Regions from separate parts of the Homo sapiens genome. Here region 1 is linked to region 2. Evidence: chromatin loops called from intact Hi-C (ENCODE). Cell type or tissue: dorsolateral prefrontal cortex. All regions are shown on one strand.

Region 1 (2,500 bases), 130 kb before region 2:
AGGAAGGAGGGAGGGAGGGAAGAAAAGAAGGAAGGAAGGAGGGAGGGAGGGATGGAAGGAGGAAGGGAAAAGAAAGGAAGAATGGAAGGAAAGAGGGAAAGAAAGAAGGGAGGGAAGGGAAAGGAAGGGAAGGGAAGGGAAGGCAAGGGAGGGGAAGGGAAGGCAATGCAACAGCTCCAGTGGAAAATTCAAGTCCTCCTTCAACTGCATCCAAAAATAATAATTTTTACTAGATACCTGATGTAGAGAAGGCATACCCTGCCCAGATACAGGAGAATCTCCCAAAAGTGGATGACAAGATCAGCCATGACTGTGAAGAGATGGACACCTACAAAATACAAACCAAAATGCTTTCAGAAAAATTTGAAAGAATCACAGGTTATTATCAAAGCAGCTTATTTCCCATGACAGAAAATCCCATGACAATGAGTTGAGAGCTCTGTTGGCTAAGACACATCTTTGTATCTTAAGAAAAGGAAATGCGGGCCAGACACTGTGGCTCACGCCTGTAATCCCAGCACTTTGGGAGGCCGAGGTGGGTGGATCGCAAGGTCAGGAGTTCAAGACCAGCCTGGCCAGCATGGTGAAACCCCTTCTCTACTAAAAATACAAAAATAAAAATAAAAAACTAGCCAGGCATGGTGGCACATGCCTGTAGTTCCAGCTTCTTGGGAGGCTGAGGCAGGAGAATTGTTTGAACCTGGCAGGCAGAGGTTGTAGTGAGCCGAGATTGTGCCACTGCACTCCAGCCTGGGTGACAGAGCGAGACTCCACCTCAAAAAAAAAAAAAAAAAAAAAAAAAAGAAAAGAAAAGAAAAGGAAATGCAACTTGTTGACTAGGTAGTGTGAAGATAAAATAAAAAAGAAAACGCATATCTGACACCAAAAAAAAATGAAGAAAATGTAAGGTTTTCAAAAATATACTTATGTCCCTGGTGTTGCAAATGGGGTATTTGGCAGAAGGACCACCAGGGCATCCTCCGGATGTCCACATCCCCAAAGAAAGAGGAGCACCTTCTACCATAAAAAAGAATAAGATCCCATCATTTGCAACAATATGGATGGAACCAGAGGTCGTCATGGTAAGTGAAATAAGCCAGGCACAGAAAGACAAACATTGCATGTTCTCACTTAATGTGGAATCTAAAAATCAAAATAATTGAACTCATGGACACAGAAAGTAGAAAGATGGTTACCAGAAGCTGCGAAGCTAGTGGGGAGTTGAGGGGAGGTGGCGAAGGTTAATGGTTACAAAAAAAATAGAATTAATAAGGCTTACTTTTGATTGGGTGACTATACTAAATAACAACTTAATTGTACATTTTAAAGTAAAGAGTGCAATTATATTGTTTATAACTCAAAAGATAAATGCTTGAGGGGATGGATACCCCATTCTCCATGATGTGCTTATTTCACATTGCATGTTTTTATCAAAACATCTCATGTATCCCATAAATTTATACAACTATTATGTACTCACAAAAAAATTTATAAAATAAATTAAAAATTAAAAAGTATTTTAAAGAGGAACACCAAGCTGTGACTCATGGGAGACCCAGCATTCCTCCCAAGGTCAGGATCCCAGGAGAAAGAGGCCTCCCTCAGGTCAACTCCACCCTGACTCAACAGATCCTTCACAAGGTCCACAAAGAGCATGACCTGATGCTCCTGGTGCTGGCTGCCACAGCTCAGGACCTTCCTTCTATTCAACATGACCACTAGACCACAGTTCCACTGGTCCAGGCCCTGGTCCTCCACCTCCTCCCCTTGTCAGACCTCAGATGTTTAGAGAGTCTTAAAGGGACAGGTCCTAAGAAAAGAAACCTCTGCTCTTCCCCTGTTCCAGAAATCCAGGACACAATTGCCTAGGAATCCTTTTCACCAGGGAGCTTCCCTGGCTGGACACATCCTCCCCATTCTCCTCTGGCCACAAGAAATGTTGGACACCAAGCACTGTCCACTCAGCCTGAAAACGAAAGTGAGTCACCCCTGGATAGATCCCACCTCCCACTGAGCATGCTACTACACAACCACAACCACAAGAGCCCTTTTCCTCTGCTCTACAATAATTTTCATATTTTCTATTTTAGTTTTATTGCCAGTGAGTGATTATATCATGTATAAGATGAAAAAAGACAGGATTCTGCTTCATAATGTGCTCTGCCTGTAGATTATTTCAATAACAACACTAATAAATTAATTACTTCCATTTTATTCTATTTGTAAGTAGCATAATTACAGTTTTATGTTGTTTTTAGCAAAGCCTCTAAAATAATTCAGGAAAACAGCAACTATTTTATTCCAACTTACTTTTTAAATAATTTTATTTGTTTCTCTATTGGTTTTATTGCCATAATTTAATGTATTAATAATTACACATCTCGAAAGAAGACCTGATAGGATTACAATGTTTAGGATTGCAGTTTTAAAATGTGCATGATGTAAATGCAAATTATATTTAACCCTGAGAGCACAAGCTTCCTTCTCACCCCAAACTCCC
Region 2 (2,500 bases):
TGTAACTTGAGAGGGTCTGAGTTGAAATAAAAGAACACATGAGCCTTTTCAGCTGGAATATACTAATCTCTGGATTTTGGTGGTAACAACAGAGGCAAGAGGAATGGGTAGATAGCTGTGAAAAAATGTTGAGAGTGCTTCTCAGCTTCAAGGTACATTCTTATCTCCCACAGGAAGTACTTCTGTTTCCTGCCATGAAACCCGAAGACAAGAAGGAGAATGTAGCAACCACTGATACACTGGAAAGCACAACAGTTGGCACTTCTGTCTAGAAAATAATAATTGCAAGTTGTATAACTCAGGCGTCTTTGCATTTCTGCGAAAGATCAAGGTCTGCAAGGGAATTCTTGTGTGCTGCTTTCCATTTGACACCGCAGTTCTGTTCAGCCATCAGAAGAGAGACAAGGAATTAAAAATTTCTTTTTAATCCTGTTACCAAATAAGCCATTTGTCTCTTCTCTTTACTTTTAGAATATCAACTTTTTTCCCCAGACTTCTGGCCTAATGAATGTTTAGGATTTTACCATCTTATTCATTTAACAAATTTGTATTAATGTCTGCCCTGTGCCAGGCATTATTCTAAGAGATTGGGGACACAGCAGGGAACAAAAGCCAAGTTCCTGCTTTTGTGGAAATTGTATTCTTTCTTTGGGGTAGGGAGAAGAAGTAGACAAACAAAAAAACAAGTAAATACATGTTCTTTCTGGTGGTGGTATATACTAAGAAGAAAAATGGAGCAGGGTAAGGGGACAGAGGTGCTATTTTAGAGGTGGAAGGAACAGTGCTACTTTATGGTGGTCAGGAAGACCTCTGCTGGGCATTTCAGTAGAGGTCTGGAGACTGAGCTGGGGAGGTCTGTGGGAAAAGGCCATTCAGACTAAAGGACCATGTTTTTGAGGAATGGCAGAGGGTCTGGTGTGACTGGACAGGGATGAGTGAAGGTCAGTGAGGGGCCAGATCACGCAGGCCCCTGGAAGCCACTCAGAAAAGTATGTGTTTTCTGAGGGAAATGAGATACCATGGAAGGATTTTGAGCAGAGGAGTGTTTTTCAAGGATTATTCTAGTTTCTGTGTGGAGGACAAGAGCAACGAAGGGAGACCAGCTGAGCATTCACCATGGGCTGAGGAGACAGTGGCTGCGACGTGCATGGACCAGTGGAAATGGTTACAAGTGGTTGTACTTTGCCTGTGTTCCTGAGGGCAGAAGAATTTGGTGATGGGAATGTGGGTTGTGAGAAAAAGAAGCCAAAAATGATTTCAAGGTTTTGGACCTGAACAGCTGGAAGAAAGTTGCCCTCTACTGAGATGGGAAAAACAGGAAGTTCAGGTTTCAGAGGGAAGGTTGGAAGTTTGGTTTTGGACATGTTAAATTTGACATGCCTGTTAGCCAGATGGAAATAGCAGAATGTTGAATAATGAATCTGAAGTTTTCTCATTATTTTCAGCTCCATTCAATAGAGCTAAGAACGTGACAAGGGTGTGGCTGAGAGCCTGCCATCAAAGTGGAGCCCCTCTTTCCTGACACGGAGACAGCTGGGAAGACCTTTTTTCACATGACGGAAGACTTTACCTTCTGCACCTCAGCAAAACCTCTGCAAGCATCCCAGTTTGGGAGCAGCCAGTCTCCTTTCACAGAGCAGGTTTCTGTTTCTGTAGCTGGTAAAACAACCTAAGCATTCAGAATTGCCTAAATGAACTACCTCAGGCAGTGAGGAACATCCCTACCCCTGCTGGTGTTTAAGCAGTACGTGACCAGGTGGCATTTCAGAAGAAACATTTTCAAATGGCACATCCTCAGAAAGGGAGTGGTAACTAAAACGGGAGATAATCATCTCACCAAGGGAGGTGGTGGAAGGTCAAGGACAGGTAAGGGACTAGGTTTCAGGTAATACTGTCAATGCAGACAATTGAAAAAGGCTACAAGGATTGATGATATGAGTGACTTTACAAAGTGGTTTAATGGAAGGATGGAGGCAGAATCCAGCTGTCTGGTCTTAAGGAGGCTAGGGATAGAAAGGAACTGAGGCAGCAGTAGACAACTTGTATGTGAGGGTTGGCAGGAAAAATGACCGAGTGTGAAAGCTAGAAGGGACAGAAGGGTCATAAAGTCCCCATTTCTCTTCAAACAGTTGCAGGCTCACAATTTGCTAACTGCTTTGCTGGGGTGAGCAGAAACAGGCGTGGTCTCAAACTTCATCAAGCATCTACACTTGTAAAGAAAATAGATAGTAATAAATCATCCTCCAAAATTGTATAAAATGGCAGCTCAGGTAAATGGTTTGAAGGAGAGGTCCACGGGGTGTTGAGAAGCTATAATGGACATGGACCTAGTTAGAGGAGGTTTCTCTGAGGACATGAGATCTGAAGGGAAGAAGGCTTTCCGTGGTATGGCAACAAGTGCAAAAGCCCTGTGGTAGGAAGGGACATGGAGACCAGTGAGAGTATAGAAGCCCAAAGAAATATGGCACCAGGTGAGGCAGGAAGGGGCTGGCCATGCAGG

Evidence for each region. A loop is a pair of places that touch in the nucleus more often than their neighbours do. Peaks named below come from ENCODE experiments on the same cell type or tissue, not always from the same donor. Only the 100,000 strongest peaks of a DNase experiment are listed, where the experiment ranks them.
Region 1: a loop joins it to region 2, with 6 times the contacts of the local background. A loop is called at or near these places in 26 of 110 quality-filtered maps.

Annotation. Positions count from the first base shown.
Region 1 is chr16:75,757,878-75,760,377 of GRCh38, reverse strand. It overlaps LOC105371348 (a long non-coding RNA gene), which reads right to left and starts at 328. Exons shown (of 6, transcript XR_933748.4): 1 at 238-328. RefSeq lists an enhancer at 2,065-2,114. In dorsolateral prefrontal cortex, no CTCF peak of the experiment used is centred here; no DNase peak of the experiment used is centred here.
Region 2 is chr16:75,625,667-75,628,166 of GRCh38, reverse strand. KARS1 (lysyl-tRNA synthetase 1) reads left to right here. Exons shown (of 14, transcript NM_005548.3): 14 at 174-443. The coding sequence ends at 272. Among named protein-coding and RNA genes, the nearest start is that of ADAT1, 3.6 kb to the right of the region's middle. In dorsolateral prefrontal cortex, no CTCF peak of the experiment used is centred here; no DNase peak of the experiment used is centred here.